Linked DNA regions of Homo sapiens: all the other regions are linked to region 2. A link is a loop called in an ENCODE intact Hi-C map of the cell type or tissue named here. Cell type or tissue: heart left ventricle. All regions are shown on one strand. Links, peaks and the distances in the headings refer to the core of each region. The heading gives the core; the rest is flanking DNA.

Region 1 (5,858 bases), core at 413-5,412, 180 kb after region 2:
GAGTCTCCCACAATTGACAGCGGACATTTCTCAGAATCCCGGCTCCCGCCCGGGGACTGTGTGTCTCAATGAGTGGCTCCACCTTGCTCCGTTTTTACAAAAGTGAGAAACCTGAGAGCCAGCCCATAGACAGAACCTCCCCAAGTCCTGTCACTTTGGTTTTTTTTCCTTTTTTGTAGAGATGGGATCTCACTATGCTGGTCTCGAACTTCTGGCCTCAAGGGATCCTCCTGCCTTGGCCTCCCTAAGTGATGGGATTACAGGCGTGAGCCACCGTACCCAGCCCATGTCCTTTGTCTTAAATTCCCACATGTCCATCCCTGTGGGCACTGCTCCGGCTCAGGCCTGTTGCAGGAGCCGCCTGGCTCGCCTTGCTCCCTACCACCTCACCAATACCAAAGTCACTCTTTTCAGACCGCTAACAGGGGCTCCCTTTACTGCTTCCTACTCAAAGCTCTCCCAGCTCACCCTTCAGGCAATGTGCTCCCCCTGTTGCCCCCTGCCCATGCCTGGGATCCCCATTGTTCCAAGCCAGGGGTCTACAAACCAGGGCTCACCGGCCACACTGTTTGGATACCCCCTCTGCCCAGTCCCTGGCTGTGGGGTCATTCCCAGCTGTGCCACATGATCGCTTTCAGCAAAAGCCTGCAGGTAACTCTGGGTGCCACACTTCTGACTACTCTGAGAATCGCATCCAGTCTGCTCTACCCCTCTGTATAAGTTGATCCTTTAGAAAGGCATAGGAATTCCAGGCAAGGACAAAGCCTCTTTCCTGTGGCCTTGCGTGTTGTTCCAGTCCTTCCCGGAGCCCTTGTTCTTCCGTGCATCCCCCATACCACAGCCCACACCACCCCTCCCCACATGCCTTCCTGGTGGGCACCAGAGCTTCCCCTTCCATTCTCCACAGTCTCTTTCATGCCACACCCTGGTGGGTGCTAGGCAGGACATAGGCTGGGTCCAGGTTCCCCCTCTCAAGTGGCATGAGGCCCGTGCCCATCCACAAAGGACCCCCAGCCCCACCAGGGATGAGAATCCAGGGCTGAGGTGCAGAGCCACGTGGAGGCCAGAGAGCTGTGCTCCTGGGTGTGAGGAGATATAACCATGTCTTTTATTTTCTGTTTCCTGATGCTTTGACATCTGGGGCCTTGCCAACCCTGAAGGGATGGCCCCTCCCAGGACTATTTCCTAGAGAGAATAAAGAACTCACCCCCACAGCGTGCTCCTCAAATGTGAGCCAACCAATCCAGAGGCCACACCCCTGGCCACACCCCCATCCTTCCAGCCACCCCCACCTCCCCGCGTTGCCCCAGGGCGAGTACCAGGCAACTAGAGACAGGCCCAACACCCCAAAGCCTGCAGAAATTAATCAAACAGGCCAATCCCTGGCCTGTCTACCCTGCCTTGCCCAGTCCTTCCCATGGAACCACAGTAGAGGCTCTTGTCCATGTTTTATTCCTGCTGCCTCTGCCTCCCGCCCAGTCCTGTGCTTCCTGGCACGACCCCCCATGGCACACTCCCTTGTCTTGGGAACTGTGAGTAACAAACCATCTTTTCAAGGGCAGCTGCCTCCTGATCTGTTGGTCCTGCTGTTCCTCACATTCTCTCTTAATGTATATTTTAAAACAGAGGGTAAAGAAGAAAGTGGTCAGGACTCTTGGGAGGATTAGAGACAGGAACATGGGGCCTATTTGCCAGGACGGGTGGGTTCTAAGGGAGGGGAACAGATGGGTCATGCGTTACGTCAAGGCAGGTGGTCAGCAGCTACCTCCTGCCCTGCCACGCCCCACCTACCCACCCTCGGCCTGCCCGTGGACTGCACTTCCTCCTCAGGTTGGAAAATAAGGCAGACTCTTCCAGGCTCTCTTCTAAAGGAGAGCACACCAATAAATCAAACACCAAAGTATGCCTTCTTCTCATTTTATTCTAATGCAAGCATCCTGGAGTCTTCTGTACCTTCTATCCATGCACCCTGCCCTCCAGCCCTCTCTCTGTAAGGCTATGTAACACATGGCCTTGTCTGAACCAAAACTGCCTCCCAGAGGCTGGATGGAATGCTGGCTGCAGGGTCTGGGTCCTGAGGCAGATTGATGGGTGAACCCATCTCAAAATGAGATCCTGCTTGGCTTTGAGTCATGAAGCCCCCTGAAAGTAATCCAGGACTGTCGGCCACTCTACAGAGTGGGTGCAGCCACATTCCACACCAGGAAGACCAAAGCCAGAGAGGCTGTCACATCTCTCAGAGCCACATAGCAAAGAGTGATTCACTCTGCTTCATGCAGTCCATGGAGACTCACAGAGGAGAGGACACCTGAAGGAGAAGTGAGGATCTGGCAGGCAGAGGAGAGGAAGGGCTTTCTGGACAGAAGGGACAGGCTGTGCAAGGGGACAGAGGAGAGTGGGAAATCGGTGGCACATGAGGTGCAGCATTGTGGGGTTGATAGCAATTGAAACCGGAGGTCCAAAGACCAGCATGTTTCCAGTTTTGCCCCCCGCCTCCAGGGCCCACCACAGGGCCTCGTGCAGATGAAGGATTCAATAAAGATTTCCTGATGAATGAATGAGTTTAAGACACAGCCATGGACAGAGACGTGGGACCTTGAATGCCAGACCAACAGCATTTTGCCTTCTGCTCAGAGTGGGCCAACTGGGCTCCAGGCAGAAAAGGACACCTAATTAGACCTTCTTGCTTCTACAGAGATCATGCCAGGATAGCCAGGGGTGTTTCTGGGCTAAGCTGGATGAGCTGGTTAAGCCATGCTCTTGAAATAAATAGCTTGTACTGTTTGTCCCCCAAGGACAGAACATGCTTCGTGGAGCCTGTCTCATTATTCCTTGCAACATACATATGCAAAGCATTAGCGGGCAGATTTCCCAGCTCTGGCTTGTTTAGAGAGTGAAGATTTTTGTCAAGGTCACACAGCACATGAGGGGTGAAACTGAAAGCAGCAATGACCCTCAGCCCCTTGTCCTAACCATGTTCTTCTCTGATGCTTTTCCCCCTTGCTTCAGCCAGGGGCCAAGGCTGACCTACCAAATCATGACTCAGCTCCTATCTGCGGGTTAGGCCCAGGACAGGGTCTCCTCCTCCAGGCTGGGATGCCGGCTCCCCACAGCGGAGTGTAACTTGCTTACTACGGTGTGGCTCTGTCCTGCAGTGATTGTCACCTCTGGGGGCCAGGCAAGATTCAAGCCCCTGAGGGGAGAAGGAGATGACTCATGTATGCCTGAAAGAAAGCAGGAAGGAGGTAGAAACTGGACCCAAATGGAAGAGCCTGGCCTAGCCCCTTGGGAAGTAACCAGAAAGCTTCCTCACCCAGCAGACCTCCTTGACCTCCAGAAGGCTCCAGCATGCTTATATGATTCCCAATTCTCATTCCGGCACCAGAAAGCTGGCCTCTCCGCTCCATTCCACAGTTTTAACAAATATTGAGTGAGTTCTCATACGTGCCAGGCACTGCACTGGCCACCATGCACGTGGCAACTTCCACATCCATAATAGCATGGGCTCTGTGTTAAACACGTTAGAAGTCAAGAGATACAGTGGTAGACATGACAGACACAGCCCTGCCCTCGTGAGTTTACAGTCTGAAATCGTTGTATTTCAGAGAGTCAGGGCAATATAGTTTTGGAAAGACTACAAATCCTAGTCAGAGAGACCTGGATTCAAGACACGGGCCTAGCTTCTCACCAACTGGTTACTAAACAATGTGAAAATGGAAGTTTGGACTGACATCAATATGCAGAGATACCATGTGCCCAAGACAATACCTGACCCCAAACCATCAAACCAAAACCCCTTACCCATGGGTATGGATGTAAAAAAGCTGGGCTTTGGTGATTAAAATATTTCTTTGGAGATAGCCACTGGTGTGCCTCGTTCCAGCCCTGCCAATGAGGAGATGGTACCTCCCACCCATCTTGGGCCTAGAAAAGAAGAGGGGCTACATGGAGACCTCAAAAGGGACTTCATACCATACACGTACCCAGATGTTTAGGCAGCATAGTGGATGGGTACCTGGCTCACAGCTGAGAAATCCAGATGGAAAGAGATTGGCCCTTTGTTGGCTGGGGCTGCCAGGACAGAAAGCCACAGAAGTGGCTTAAACAAAAGAACTCTATTTCTCATAGTACTGGAGGCTGGAAGTCCCAGATCAAGATCCAGCAGGGCTTGGTTTCTGGCGAGGGTGCTCTTCCTGGCTCTCAGACAGCTGCTGTGTCCTCCCATGGCCTTTCCTCTGAGCACTCTTGGAGAAAGAGTGAAGGAGAGTTCTCGGTGTCCCTTCTCATAAGGATACTAATCCTACGGATGAGGGCCCCACCCTTATGGCCTCATTTAACCCTAATTACCTTGTTATAGGCCCTGTTTCCAAATTCAGTCACACTGGGGGTTAAGGTTCAACATATGAATGGGGGGCAGGGGGACAATTCAGTCTATAGCAGGCAACCTAGCTACTTTGATGGCAGAGGAAGGGAGGTAGCTGCACCAGAATCAGCCTGCACTTTCAGAGTGTGTCAGAGTAGAGACAGTGGGGGGCCATGTACGAGAGACAGCTGATGTGCGGTGGCTTAGGTCCTGTCCAAGGGGACTGTGTGGTGAGGAGACAATAGGAGAATACCAGCTGTGATCCACCAGCGTCCCTGGAGCTGAAGAAGGAGTACTAACCGCAAGTAGAGAAAAGCCCATCTTCTACATCAGCCTGCAGGAGAGAGATGTCAGCAGATAACAGGGTGATGGATGTGTATCTCCAGGCCACCTATGAACGTGCTCTAGGAGGCAAAGTTAGCTCTGAGCACTTGCAAGGCCCAGAGAACAATCATATTTGATAGTCACATCAGTATCTGCCAAGAAGGAACCTTCCTGGTCCCCTTTCCCCTCCACCTGCCCCCAGCCCATGGAAGACAAAGAATTCCCAGGTGGGGAAAGCTCTAACAGGCTTACTGTGGACTCTTCCCCCAGGCAATCTTCCTCCTGAAGCCAGAAGAGAAAGAATAGATTCAACTTTAAACGAAATTCAGAGTTGTATTATGCCACGAAACTGGATAGTTTTATTACTGAATCGAGACCATATTTTGCAACTTAAGTTGACTTGAGAAAGTTGACTGGGAAACTATTTTTATTACCTTGGAGAGACCAAAAAAATTCATGGACCAAAACTTTCATCCAGGGTCAGGGGAAGAACCAGCCCCAAGAATAGATTTATAGAGACAGTGAAGAGGTGGCAAGAACATGCTTCATGGGGACTCCCCCGACCTGGAATTTGTGTGTGTTCAATGCCACAGGTACACATGCTACATGGTTTGCCATCTTAAAATAGGGATAATATAACTTGCCATGGAATATTGCTCTGAACGTTAAACTACATATGTTAATGTCTGCAAGACACCTAGGACAGCACCTGGCACTCAGTAGGTCCAAAGACATGGTAGCCAGTGTGATTGTTGTTGGTGATAGTGTAGCAAGAGCATTAAGAAGTACCTAGAGGTTAGAAGTCTCTGCAACTCCGAGCTTGCTTTGTGTCTTCTCCCTCCAAAGTTGACTCTCATGTTAAGGTCAGTTTCTAGTACTATGGAATTCCAAGGAAGTTCCAAACTGCAAGGAAATCTGACCTCTCTCTCTCCCCCAAGCCCAATACAACATTTGAATTTTATGTGGAAATCTTAAACCTCTCCTTCTCATTTGGTCTCACTTGGAGCTTTGAAAATATAAGATATGCCATATATGGTTTCTCCCCAGACTCATGCCGAACACTAGTCACTGTTTTCCAGAAACCTCAGCATCTGCTCAGCTATCTAGCCCCTGGGATCACTGCGAAATTGGACTAATACCAAGGACCGGTTACCACAGTACGTCATCTACT
Region 2 (8,207 bases), core at 1,551-6,550:
ATCCAAAAGGACCCATTGTGCCCCATTGTTCCCAATGAGCGGTGCTCTCCATCTTCTTCATTCTACCCATTCTGGCTGCTGTGTCAAGGTATCTAATCTAATGGTGGTTGTAATTTCCCTTCCCTGATGACTAAAGAAGTTGAGCACCTTTTCATATGTTTACTAGCCATTTAAACATTCTCTTTTATGAAGTGTCTGTTCAAGACTTTTGCCCATTTTTCTACTGGGTCTTTTTCTTAATTGATCTATAGGAGTTTTTTGTTGTTTTAAATCATGTTTTGGATACAAACACTTTGTTGGTTATACACATTACAAATCTCTTATGTATTGCAAATATATTCTTGTGTTCTTACAGTTGCCTTTTGGTAAACAGAAGTTGTTAATTTTGGCCAGGCGCAGTGGCTCATGCCTGTAATCCCAGCACTTTGGGAGACTGAGACGGGTGGATCACGAGGTCAGGAGATTGAGACCATCCTGGCTAACACGCTGAAACCCCGTCTCTACTAAAAATACAAAAAATTAGCCGGGTGTGGTGGCGGGCGCCTGTGGTCCCAGCTACTCGGAAGGCTGAGGCAGGAGAATGGCGTGAACCTGGGAGGCGGAGCTTGCAGTGAGCCGAGATCACGCTACTGCACTCCAGCCTGGGCGACAGAGCGAGACTCTGTCTCAAAAAAAAAAAAAAAGTTGTTAATTTTAATATGGTGTAATTCATTAGTTTTCTTACTTTATCATTAGTCCTTTTTGTGTTCTGTTTAAGAAATCTTTGTCTAACCTCATTCTTCTTTTCTTTGATGGTTAGAAAAGTTTCATGAGAAAGCCCTGTCTATAAAATCCATAACGAACAGTTGACACCACCTTCTTCCTCTTTCTCCTGATGGAGTGGTCATTTCTCCTAATCCCAACCGCTCCTGTCCCATAAATTCTCCCCCTGGGTCAGCCTTGTCTTGTGAGCACATGTCCACACACAGACACCACAGTCTCAAAGAGCTCGCAGGTCAGAGTGCATGGAATCAAATGTTTGATGAGGTGCAGTTGGTCTTTATAGGACCAGCTGTGCTGCACTGGGGCTCTCATCTTTTTACCATTCCTTTGAGGGGTGAACAATCATGGGAACATGCAGGCTTTTCTGAAGCGCATGTGCAGTATTCCACTTGAGCCATCCACTTCCTAAAGGGCACAGATCAGCTCCGACATACGTGAAAAATGAGAAGGAGCTGTGGGCTTTTCTTAGCTCTCTTTAAAAGCTCCCTCCAGCTCTGCCTTCCTTCCCTTTCTCTTATTTTTATCCCTTCAACTTCTAAAAACTGTTTGATTTTAGACAGCACAGTTGTGCGTCTCTTCTATGCAGATGTTTGAGATTACTTGGAAGAGCAGACCTCTAAACTGAACTCGACACCCTTTGCAAACCACACGGTGACCACCCTGCACCAGCTACAGGAGCTCCTTGACCTTCATCCTGCTCAGTGTGAAGCAGCAGGTCCCTGGCCACACCCTGGAGGGTGATGTCTTCCTGCTCCAACTTGGGCCTTTTAGCCATGATTGGGTTTGTCATCCTGGAATCACTGCGTCTTCACAAGATCTTTAAGTACATCTGTTCTCAATTTTCAGACTGTGAGGCCAGGATTTGGGTGCAAGTAGTTTATCTGGGAAGTGATCCCAGGAAGCACTGTGAGGGGGTGAGGGAGAGAGCAGTCAAGAAAGGTGCAATCCTGAGTAAGTGACTGCTGTCGGCAGCGGGGCCATCCCCCCCAGGACCCTCTGAGAGGCGTGTGGAACTTGCCTCAGTATCATCTCCCTGTCCCCTGGGCGGGTGGGGAGTTACCAGCTCCTGTCTCTTATGGTTGAGGTCACTGTCTGCATGTGGTTCCTTCAGAGAGGACACTGGCTGTGTCTGCTTTCATGATTTTGATAAATTGTCTCCTTCTGAGCACTTTGTCGATGCCCAGATTTCCTAATGATACAGTTGGGAGTCTGTGTGTTTAAATGCCAATTCCTGTTTTAGTGGAATTATTTTAATTGTGTATTTGTAGATGTTCTGGAAGTTCTGTAGGTAAAATGCTATAAAAAATTGTGCACAGCTCAGCTGAGCTAGAAACAGGTGACCGCAGGGAGAACAGAAGGTTGCCCCTGTAACCCTGTCGGGGTACCAGTCCTTCATGGCCCTTTGGGCTGTCATTTCTTGGCCTCACAGTGGTTGCCTACCCATCTGGCCTTGACTTCAGAGTTGCCTCTTCCAGCAAGCCCTCCCTGATGAGGTTTGGTTAGATCCTCTTTCTGTGTCCCCTAGACAGCCCCTCACTGCTGTAAATGGAAGATGTCTGTTTGCTCATCACTCCTGGGAGGCAGGGGCTGCTGCTCCTGGCCAGGGCTGTGCCTCTGATATCTCCTAGGCCCTCGGTGGTTGTTGGAGCTGTTGAACTCAACTCCGTGAGACAAGCCCTCCTAGGAGTAGATGCACAGAATTTTGTTGAGCTAAATGAGCCAGTTCAAGTGATGCACTGATATTTTGGACATACAGACTTATGACCCTCTGGCTTCCCCATACGTTTCGAATCCCAAATTTGAAACAGTGGTTGGGCCACACCTCTGACCCCAGCTGTGACCTGTGAGTGTGGGTGTTCTCCACAATTATGGTTCCTTCCCTTGTCCTGCAGCATCTAATGTGTGCTGGACTGTGGTGCCTGGTAGAAGGAGACACATCCTGCAAGACCAAGCTGGACCCTCCCCTGGATGGCACCGAGTGTGGGGCAGACAAGGTAACCTCTGACTTCCCACTGCCCCCAACAGGCAGCTCCACATCTTGCAGGCAACTGGCACCTCTTCTGACACACAATCTGTACTCTACTTAGGAGCCCCTGAAACATCCCCCAGGCGGCACAGAAATGCCCATGGAGGCCACTCCGGGCACAGAGTGGTGCCTACATCACCTCATTCCTTTTTCTTATAAGATACAAGTATCATTTACTTAATATTTTTGTTAGATTAACTCCTTTCATCATGTAAGGAAATTTACTTAAAAGGAACACTTTCACCAGTATATTTCAAATGGAAAAACAACATCACCTGCCATACACAGTAGGCTCTCGTAAAAATAATTCAGTGAGAACAGTATTATCCAATTCTAGCTAAATGTTGAGAGAATGAGCTTGTTCCTCATGTGCAGGAGAGATGGGGAGGTGTTGGAGAGAAGGGGTGTTCGGGATCTGCAGCCCCAGGACCTCTCTCCAGTCTTATTGCAAGAATTGAAAGAGTTGAAAAAGGAGTAAAGGTTTGCTCTGATGCCGTGATTGGGAACCACAGAAATCACACCTAGCACCTCAGGGTATGTGCTGTGCACTTTGAGAAATTGTTTTATAGGGCTGGCCTTGAGTTATCCTCAGAAAGAACCAAGGTTCCCTCACGTGGAGCTGGCTGTGCCATCGCCAAGCAGCAAACACAACTCTCAGGTTCACAACCTCAACCGGGGCATGCCGCCTCCCAGCGAGAAACGCACTCACGTCAAACAAAGTTTGCAGAAGCCCAGGTCTCTTCAAGAGCTACGTAGATTCATCCTTTTTCTGGGATTTAGAAAATCCCCATGGAGCACATCCATCTGAAAGTTGAGGGCAAAATCCAAACCCTACAGCGATATGAGTGTCAGTTTGAGTAAGTAAGGCATGTCTCTAAAATTAGCAAACGTGCAAACCCTGAAATAGACTGTACCTTTATGTAAATTTAGCAAATGGGTTTTTGGCAGCACGGCATTTTGGGGCCTGGCGGGCTGGAGTGAGCAGCTCTGCTGAGTGCCTGGGCCCCGACCCTCCCCGCTGTGTTTCAGTGGTGCCGCGCGGGGGAGTGCGTGAGCAAGACGCCCATCCCGGAGCATGTGGACGGAGACTGGAGCCCGTGGGGCGCCTGGAGCATGTGCAGCCGAACATGTGGGACGGGAGCCCGCTTCAGGCAGAGGAAATGTGACAACCCCCCGTAAGTCCCCTGACCAGCCATACCCCAACGTGCCACGATTGGAGTTTCCCAACAGCAGCTCTCGCTGCCTCACACAAAGCAGGGTCTGTCTCCCGCTGAGCATTAGAAGATATGGAAAATGAAACCCAGCCAAGGTCCAGGGTGCAGGGACCTCGTGTGTGTCAAATGACATCTCAGCTTAAATTGCTCTTTCTGTGAACATGGATACAGTAGAGTCTGGGGTGAGCTGACTCCCTCATTCCTTCCCTGGGCCTCAGTGGAAAGGTTTTCGGAGACAGCTGTATGACAGTCCCTCCAGCCTGCCCGTGGTTTAGCAAGTCCAGGGTCATTCCACACTGGCTGTCTCTGATGTGGGAGCAGCCTGGTGGTTCATGAGTCACAGAGTGTCTGGGTGCAGCTGTCTTCCTCATCCTAATATTTGCCATGGGTCCTCCTGTAACTGTTAGAAAAAATGTGATTTAGTTTTTTTCTCTTTGGCTTCTTTTTATTGACTCTAATGACACCATGACCTTTCCTGTTCACCTTTGTACATTTGTTCCACGAAACTCAGGGATCGATTTTGGGCTTGATGGTGATAATTCCATCACCAGATTTTTCCCTTTTCTTCTTGAAGTTTCCCATTTCTTTTTTTTTTTTTTTTCATACTTTAAGTTCTGGGGTACATGTGCAGAATGTGCAGGTTTGTTCCATAGGTATACACGTGCCATGGTGGTTTGCTGCACCCATCAACTCGTCACCTACATTAGGTATTTCTCCTAATGCTGTCCCTCCCCTTGCCCCTCAACCCCCTCGACAGGCCCCGGTGTGTGATGTTTCCCTCTCTGTGTCCCTGTGTTCTCATTGTTCAGCTCCCATTTCTGAGTGAGAACATACAGTGTTTGGTTTTCTGTTCCTGTGTTAGTTTGCTGAGAATGATGTTTTTCAGCTTCATCCATGTCCCTGCAAAGGACATGAACCCATCCTTTTTTTATGGCTGCGTAGTATTCCATGGTGTATATGTGCCACATTTTCTTTATCCAGTCTATCATTGATGGGCATTTGGGTTGGTTCCAAGTCTTTGCTATTGTGAATAGTGCCACAATAAACATATGGCTGCGTGTGTCTTTATGGTAGAATGATTTATAATCCTTGGGTATATACTCAGTAATGGGATTGCTGGGTCAAATGAAGCTTCCCATTTCTTACCATTTCTTTTAATGATCTGTTTTATGCCTTGTGTGTCAGCAGTTGCAGCACATCAATTTTGAAAACGAGCAAGTTCTAAATAGTGACTATAAAGAAATCTCCACAATTAAGTCCTGTTGATGGATAATTAGCAAATGCCTCTTATGTTTAAAAATCCTGATGCCCAGGTCATACCCCAGACTGATCAAATCACAGAACACTAAGGGTGGGGCCCAGGAATTGGATATTTTATCTTCCCAGGTGACTCCAGCAGCAGTCAATGTTGGAACCTCTGGATTAAAGGAAGGGTTATGCTCCTAGTCTGGTCAGTGACAGGAGCACCATTTTCCCAGCAATGCTATAAGAATTGGCATTATGTATTAATTATGTCTTATTAAAACATTTCCCTCTAGCACCCAGCAGAGTGCGGGGCACATAGGTGTTTAGTCTGTTAGGAATGACTTTTTTTTTTTTTTTTTGAGATGGAGCCTCACTCTGTCCCCCAGGCTGGAGTGCGGTGGCCCAGTCTCGGCTCACTGCAACCTCCGCCTCCCTGCTTCAAGTGATTCTCCTGCCTCAGCCTCGCAAGTAGCTGGGATTACAGGAGTGCACCACAACTCCCAGCTACTTTTTGTATTTTTAGTAGAGATGGGGTTTCGCCATGTTGCCAGGCTGGTCTTGAACTCCTGACCTCATGTGATCTGCTCACCTCTGCCTCCCAAAATGCTGGGATTACAGGTGTGAGCCACCATGCCCAATCCAGGAATGACTTCTTAATTAAGGGCATAGGTGGGTAGATGATTAGAAACCCTGTTTAGCTAAATGGTGGGAAATTAATAGGTGGTTGCAGTTTTTGCATTACTCTGTGTTGACGTTAATAGTTTGACCTCTGGCCTCGTGAAGAAAGGGCTGGGTTTGGAGTCATGGCATTGGGCCTGACCCTGTTGGTTAATGGTCATGTGACCTCACGACTCTTCTGTTCCCTGGCCTTAGTTCTGCCCACTAGAGGGAGCGGACATGGTAGAGTGGGAAGAGCCAGGCTTCAAAGCCAGGACAGACAAATCTTCAAATCCCAGCATGACAACTTTTTTTTTTTTTTGAGACGGAGTTTCGCTCTTGTTGCCCAGGCTGTAGTGCAATGGCGCGATCTCGGCTCATCACAGCCTCCACCTCCCAGGTTCAAGCGATTCTCCTGCCTCAGCCTCCCGAGTAGCTGGGATTATAGCCATGCACCACCACACTCGGCTAATTTTGTAATTTTAGTAGAGATGGGGTTTCTCCATGTTGGTCAGGCTGGTCTCAAACTCCTGACCTGAGGTGATCTGCCCACCTTGTCCTCCCAAAGTGCTGGGATTACAGGTGTGAGCCACTGTGCCTGGCTGCCAGCATGACTTCTTATAGCGCCGACGGCTGGTACTTGTCTTTTCATCTGAAACTTGGAAGAATTCATGGGAATGCACAGAAAGTCCTTGGTGTGTATTTAATAAGCAGCCCCTCTTGTTATTAGCACTCACAGAAGAACGAGGATGGTACCAGTTGCCCTTCCCTGTCTAAGGCTTTGTTAAGTGCAGAGAGAAATTGGCAGGGATTGTGGTTGTCATGGGTGCTCCACGTTTGTGATTGGAGTTTGTGGGTCCTAGTGGAAGACTGGTCTTCTTGGCACGTTACGTGTCTTATCTCATAACAGGTGACACCCAGTAAACATCATAGCAGGAGGATATCAGAACCTCTGAATGTCTGAAGGAGCCAGTGTCCTGAGACTGTCAACATTTAAGTTGTCTCTAGGCGAGGGCAACATTTGCAAGAATAAGACGTTATCAACGCTATGCAAATGCCATAGGTGCCTCTTTGAAGGGAACTGGTGTTGTCTGCCTTCTCGGGATGACATTAGCTAGGGCTTCCCTGGCATTGGTAGCCCAAAGACAAGGCTTTCCAGAGCTTTTTGCCTTCATGTCTTGGCAGGAACCCTGTCACCATCTGAACTGCTTCCTGCCCTGCCCACCCATGGTTGCTCTGGGATACCACAGGGGCATTTTGCTCTGGGGGGATCCTAAACACCACCCAGTTCAGACAGCGGCATTAGTGTACTCTCGTACTCTCGCTGGCCTGGCCTGCCATGGGGTTTCTTATATTGGGATTCTCACCCCATTCCCCCAGGTCCCATGGCCCCAGGAGAGAGGCTGTTCTGTAAATCACAAAGTTGTGAAAATCTTTCACTCTTCTTCTTCATCAGGTCCTCCCTCTCCCTCGCCATGATAGTCGTGGCTGTTCTCTCCCTTGCTTTTTCCTGTATTTTATCATTGAGGAATGGGAGAATTTGCAGGGCCTCGGTACACAGACAGCTGAGGGTTTGTGGGTCTCAGCACGTCGGATTGTTAGTCATTGATGCATCTTCACGTCCAATCTCTGTTGTCCAGCAGCATCGTCCTGTGGGGCAGGGCGATGGCAGAAGGAACAGAAAGAGCCTGCAGCATTCCCACTCCTCCCAGCCGCAGGCCCCTTCCTGATGAAGCCTTTCCAACATGAAGCCTTCAGTAAACCTTGCCAGGGCCTGAACTCTGCTAGCTGTGGGCCTGCAGTGAGAAGCAAACACAGATAAAATCCCTGCCTACCCACAAGGGATGCAGTCCCACCAGCTCCCCTTTGTTCTCTCACAGACACTTCAAACAGGACCCTTTCTAAACTGGGACCTCTACTCCTAGCCCACATCTCCCCTCTCAGTAAATAGCACCACCATCCTTGCATTGCTTGAGTCCAAAGCCACTGAGTCCATGCAGTTTCCTCTTATATCCTTTCTGCCTCCTCCATGTCTGGTCATGAGGAGGGTGGTGAATGCAGCAGACCTGCACCACGCACTGGGTTCCCTTAGGCATTTATGTAGGAAATTATTGAATGCAGCCCCATGGGAGAGGTATTATTTTTATCTTCATTGTACAGAAAAAAAAAAAAACTTTATCAGGGGGCCGAGCCCAGTGGCTGATGCCTGTAATTCCAGCACTTTGGGATTCTGAGGCAGGTGGATCACCTGAGGTCAGGAGTTCAAGACCAGCCTGGCCAACATGGTGAAACCCTGTCTCTAC
Region 3 (5,858 bases), core at 413-5,412, 170 kb after region 2:
ACTAACACTGGCAACAGCCACTTCATTTCTTTGCCTTGGAATTTCTGTTTCCCTGTATCTTTCAAATGACTGAGCTATTGCGCCATCAGTGAAGGCTTAATCATTGCCCATACAGATGCCAGAGGCTTCCCTCCTGGGAGGTTGGTGAGGGGGGGGGGGGGTGCGGGGGAGCCCTTGTATCCAGCTGGCAGGTGATGGCAGCTCCAAAATCCTATTTTAGGGTCTGCTTCCTATAGGACCACTCCTGGCACCAGCTGCCTTAGTTTGGGTTCTCAAGAGCCAGTCTGAGATGGAGGCTTGTGGGGAGGTTGATTGGGAGGTACCCTCGGGAATCCTGTGATGAGGAAGAAAGGATTTGGCACAGGCAGGTACCATGGGGAGCTGTAGAGTGGAACGGTTGTCTCAAACAGAGGCAAGGTGGCAGGCCTTCGTGTATCACAGGACGAATGCCATCTTGAGGGTTCACTGTCTTCTGCTGAGAGGGTACTGGGGACAGACTCAGTTGTGAGCAGCCACCACTCCTGGCAGCTGGGGACAGCCCTCAGTCCTGAAGGGGGATCTGTGTGGCATACCACACCATACACCACATGCCTTAAACTTAGATTGTTACAAATTAAATGCCCAATTAACTGCGGCTTCCCCAAATCAGTAAATGGCACCACTAACCAACTAATGTCTGATATCAAAACATCAAAGTCACCTTTCTTTCCTCAGTTTCCCTTCCTGTCCTCAACCCAATTCAGCCACAGATACCATTGGTTCTACCTCCAAAGGATATCTCTAATCTGCCCACTTCTCCCTATCTTCACTGCCACGCGGTGGCTGTGCGCCAAGTCGCAGACATTTCACCAGGACCCCACAGTAGCTTCCTGTCATAGTCCATTAGGGCTGCTATAACAAACACCTTAGCCTGGGTAATTTATAAATAGAGACATACTGCTCCCAGTTCCAGAGACTGGAAGGTCAAGGTACCAGAAGAATCAGTGTCTGGTGAGGGCTCCCCCCTACTTGAGAGATTCTGCCTTCTCACTGAGTCCCCACATGGTGGTAGAAGGGGCGAACATGCTCTCTGGGTTCTCTTAGTAACGACTCTAGTCCCATTCATGAGAGCTCCACCCTCGTGGCCTGATCACCTCCCAGAGGCCCTACCTCCCAACACCACTGCACTGAGAATTAAGTTCGACATCTGAATTTTGGGAAGACACAAACATTCAGACTATCACACTTCCTGACCGTCTCCCTCCGACACACTCTCCACACCCTAGCCAGGGTAATATCGGAAAAACGTAAATCATAATAAAAACTTAAGTGGCATTCCCTGCTTAACATCCTCTGATAGCTTCTCACCCCTGTGGTCCTCTCAGACCCCCGTTCCCTCCTCTCCTACCCTGTCCTTCCCGCACAGGACGCCCAGCCAGTCTCCCTTCTGTCTGCGAGCCTTCTGCCCTCTTCCCCACCGGGCCTCAGCAGGTGCTGCTCCCCACGTAGGTAACGCTGCCATCTCACATCCCGCGGGTCTTTCCCCTGCTGAAATCTCTGCATCCGCCATGTTTCAGCTCCCACATGACCCCTCACACAGCTGTTCCAAGCATCCAGCTAACATGGCCTCCCAGTCACGGTTGCTGTCCTGAAGCACCGCTCGGTCCTTGTCACAACCCAGAATTATTAACGTTTTTGCTTGTGTAGTGTCACTTTCCCATCTAGAAAGCAAGCTCCCCACACACAGAACTCATGTGGCACTTTTGTATAGCTGGAGCCCTGGTGCCCAGCATGTGCACCCCCTAAGTGAATACACTTAACCTTTGTTAGTTCCCATTCTATTGCTTACATTATGTTCAGATAAGCTAAAGACTGTACCAGGACATGTTTATACTGGGTAATAAAAACATACTCTAACTTTTTTTTTTTTTTTTTTTTGAAACGGAGTCTTGCTCTGTCACCCAGGCTGGAGGGCAGTGGCACCATATTGACTCACTGCAACCTCCACCTCCCAGGTTCAAGCGATTCTCCTGCCTCAGCCTCCCAAGTAGCTGGGACTATAGGTGCATGCCACCATCCCTGGCTAATTTTTGTATTTTAAGTAGAGACAGGGTTTCACCATGTTGGCCAGGCTGGTCTCGAAACTCCTGACCTCAAGTGATCCACCTGCCTCAGCTTTCCAAAGTGCTGGGATTGCAGGTGTGAGCCACCGCACCTGGCCAAACATACTCTAGTAATTTTTTTGGCTTATACCTCAAGTGATACAGACATTTGGACAACCAGATGTACATCAATAAGGAAAAGATGCTTACCATTTTCCAAATGCTCCCCCTTGCCAACAGAGATAGGTGTGTCCAGGTGGCTGTCATGGTGATAGAAGCTGTTTTCTCGTCTTTTCATTTGATCTGTGGAATAGGAAAGTGATGACTCAGAAGGCAGAGAACATTCATGGTCTGGAGAGGATCTTTGAAAAGCCTGATGTGGCGCCACCATCTGGTGTCTCTAGAATAAAAGTTCTAACCGCGCGGTTCATGGTATCTTCGGGACAAGCCCACGCGCCGGCTGGGACCCAGCATGACATGGGGGCTCGCCCACTCTGGGATTTCCTTAACCAGGGACCACTGTCATGCCTCGTGCACTGTGAACTTGTCATCCCCGTGGCTTGGAAGCCCTCCTCAGAAAGACATCCCCTTTCAGAGCCTGAGCAGCCACAGCATTTCAGGGGACCACATAAAAAATGACCAAGAAGGCCAGACACGGTGGCTCACACCTGTAATCCTAGCACTTCAGGAGAAGGATGGAGGAAGAAGGATCGCTTGAAGCCAGGAGTTCAAGACCAGCCTGGGCAACATAACAAGACCTCGCCTCTACAAAAAAATAAACAATTAGCCAGGTGTAGTGGTATACTCCTGTAGTCCCAGCTTCTTGGGAGGCTGAGGTGGGAGGATCAATTGCTTGAGCCCAGGAGGTTGAGGCTGCAGTAAGCCATGATCACGCCACTGCCCTGCAGCTTGGATGATAGAGACCCTGTCTAGAAAATAAAAAGAGACCAAGAAATAGGAATATTTTCCTCCTAGAATTGCTCAGGAGAACACTGGGATTTCCTCTGGAAAAGACTAGACACTTATGTCTGGGGGAATCCATCCCATTGTGGCAAAAAGAAGGTAAAGGACCCAGTGAATCAGAGTTTGTTGGAAGCCTGGTGTGGTGGCTCACACCTGTAATCCCAGCACTTTGGGAGGCTGAGGCGGGCAGATCACTTGAGGCCAACACGGCAAAACCCTGTCTCTTCTAAAAATACAAAAATTAGCCAGGCGTGGTGGTATGTGCCTGTAATCCCAGCTACTCAGGAGAATCGCTTTAATCTGGGAGGTGGAGTTTGCAGTGAGCAGAGATGGTGCCACTGCACTCCAGCTTGGGTGACAGAACAAGACTCTGTCTCAAAAACACAAAAACAAAAAAAACAGAGTTCGTTGTTAAATAGAGCCCAGTAGAGCCAAAACAAAACTCCTTCCTGGCAGAGCCATCAGGATAAATGTCAGCCCTTAACAGGGGCTGCCACAGACCCCACCGTTATCCATATTTACCTACAGCCCAGCACTGCTGTGATGAGGCTCAGGGAAAATAACAGGGTCCCTGAAGTCTCCAACAAGCTCTTTCCTACCCACCCTGTCTCTGTCTCCAAAGTTTTCTCTTTCCACGCACCTGATCCTACCCTCTCACTTTTCTGCCTCTTTCTCGTGTATTTGTTCTCTCCTCCCTCCCTACATCCATCTCTCCTTCGCTCTTCCCTCCCTTTCCATTTCCTGCATTATTTCCCACCTTCTCCAATTTAAGAGGGTTATCCACTTCTGACTTGGCCCCATCATAGATGCAGAAGCTTCCACAGAGGGTCAGCTCGTAGATCCCTGGGGACTCGGGGGCTGCCCTAAGGGCTGTGTTTCTACTGAGCCTTTAGAATACCAAGTACCCTTTAAAAATTCACTTGCAAACTACCCACCCAGTATCGTTGCAGACTGTTCTTTAGAAGTTTTAGAGGTCTCTGCGTGCTCACTTCCAACTTATTTCTGTATGTGCCAGTCACACGTTCAACAATTCTTTGGCTCACAATGTATCCCCAGCAATTGGCTTTCTCGCCACTGAGGTTAGTTTTAACATGCCAGCTGATAGTTATAAAACAGCAATTCTGGAAATCCCATCCAAGGATTGCTCTGTATTAACACATCATCAAAATAGTATATTGCAAAGTCAACATACGATTGTAACTGTTGACCTATCAAATACTGAAATATTTTGAAACCTCAGTGGGAGCCAAATGCCATTTTATTAAATTGGGATACAGGAAAGGAAGAGTGTTGCAAATGTCGCAGTGGTGTTAGTTTGAGATGTTAGTGGGTTTTGCCAATATTTTCTCTAACAAAATAATAATGTAATATATCTATGTCACATTAGAATATTGTATGTTTATTCTATAGATACCTACACTCACATATATACATACACACAGTGCATACATGTGAAGTGTGGCCACAGAGTTGACGTGGGACAATCTACTGTGGTTCATATCTAATGGCCATAGAGCAATTTCAATGAGGTTCCTGCAACCTCTGGAGCAATGGCCCCATTACTCAATTAAGACAGAGGCTCCCAAAGCGGCTGCAACACCCATCTGAAAATGTTAAGTTATGGTATATAAAAATTTATATCATGACTCATATATTCAACAACCGTTTTACAATGTAAGTCAATAAACTTCTATTGAGCAGTGTGGCAGATACAGGGTAGGGGTGAAGGATGAATGCACACAGTCCCCTGTCCTCAGAGAGTCATAACAATATGTTACTGTGCCCTTCTCTTGGAAATGAGTGACTCTGCCCAAATGTGGAAAATATTTAAGTGAGTTCAAAACTAACACGGCTGTTGGCTCTGAATACAGAATAAACAAACCTCTGCCCAAAGAGAAATCAGATCCGCTGTCTTTCTGATCTAACTCAGCAAAGCCAAGTTCTCAGAGTTTGAATTCCTCCCGCATAAGCACCCTCAAATGCACTTCTTGCCTCTGACATTGCACTCATCCCAAATATCACTTCCTGATGGCATGACCTGTGCTTTCTGAGTGTGTTGATGGGTCAGACCACTGAGGAGTCCTGCGTGGCTCTCTCTGTCCAGACCAAGCTGGCTGGTCAGGATGAACGGCCATGTCTATCTATACAAGGCTGGTGGCTTATGTGAGCTAGACTTACACAGCTGTTTTAGGATGTTCAAAAAGATCAAAGAGCAGGAAATCATGAAACAAAATCAAGTAGATAGAGAAAAGAACCAACAAGAAAAAAAAATTCTAATTGACAAGCAAAGTGGTTACAGTGAAAACCTCGAAGCCCTGGGTAAATGCGAGAGACAAAGGAATCCAACACAGGGCTCGTGAATGGGAAAGTTACTTGGAAGAGGGAAGAGTTGTACCCAGAAGGCAGTGTAGAGAGGCAAAGGAACTTTTTTAAAAATTAAAGTGTAGGCAGGGCGCGTTGGCTCAAGCCTGTAATCCCAGCACTTTGGGAGGATGAGATGGGTGGATCACCTGAGGTCAGGAGTTCAAGACCAGCCTGGCCAATATGGTGAAACCCCATCTCTACTAAAAATACCAAAATTAGCCAGGCGTGGTGGCATGTGCCTGTAATCTCCGCTACTCGGGAGGCTGAGGCAGGAGAATCGCTTGAACCCAGGAGGCAGAGGTTACAGTGAGCCAAGATCACACCATTGCACTCCAGCCTGGGTGACAGAGCAAGACTCCATCTCACACACACACAAAAAAAAGTAGTTAGGCAAAGAGTTTGAGAGGTGTTGACTTCTGTCTAAACGCCACTCCAGAGATGAGAATCAAA

What was found. Peaks named below come from ENCODE experiments on the same cell type or tissue, not always from the same donor. Only the 100,000 strongest peaks of a DNase experiment are listed, where the experiment ranks them.
Region 1: a loop joins it to region 2, with 2.3 times the contacts of the local background. A loop is called at or near these places in 22 of 110 quality-filtered maps.
Region 3: a loop joins it to region 2, with 5 times the contacts of the local background. A loop is called at or near these places in 22 of 110 quality-filtered maps.

The regions. Positions count from the first base shown.
Region 1 is chr15:99,951,668-99,957,525 of GRCh38, reverse strand. No RefSeq gene overlaps it. Among named protein-coding and RNA genes, the nearest start is that of LYSMD4, 220 kb to the right of the region's middle. In heart left ventricle, for the core only: no CTCF peak of the experiment used is centred there; no DNase peak of the experiment used is centred there.
Region 2 is chr15:100,127,763-100,135,969 of GRCh38, reverse strand. It overlaps ADAMTS17 (ADAM metallopeptidase with thrombospondin type 1 motif 17), which reads left to right. Exons shown (of 22, transcript NM_139057.4): 11 at 2,655-2,756; 12 at 3,818-3,963. Among named protein-coding and RNA genes, the nearest start is that of ADAMTS17, 210 kb to the left of the region's middle. RefSeq lists enhancers at 3,907-3,976, 4,017-4,106. In heart left ventricle, for the core only: CTCF peaks have their summits at 3,630 and 3,831; a DNase peak (open chromatin) is centred at 3,869; H3K4me3 peaks cover 554 bases; H3K27ac peaks cover 593 bases.
Region 3 is chr15:99,957,841-99,963,698 of GRCh38, reverse strand. No RefSeq gene overlaps it. Among named protein-coding and RNA genes, the nearest start is that of LYSMD4, 230 kb to the right of the region's middle. In heart left ventricle, for the core only: a CTCF peak has its summit at 2,472 (motif pointing left); no DNase peak of the experiment used is centred there; H3K27me3 peaks cover 802 bases.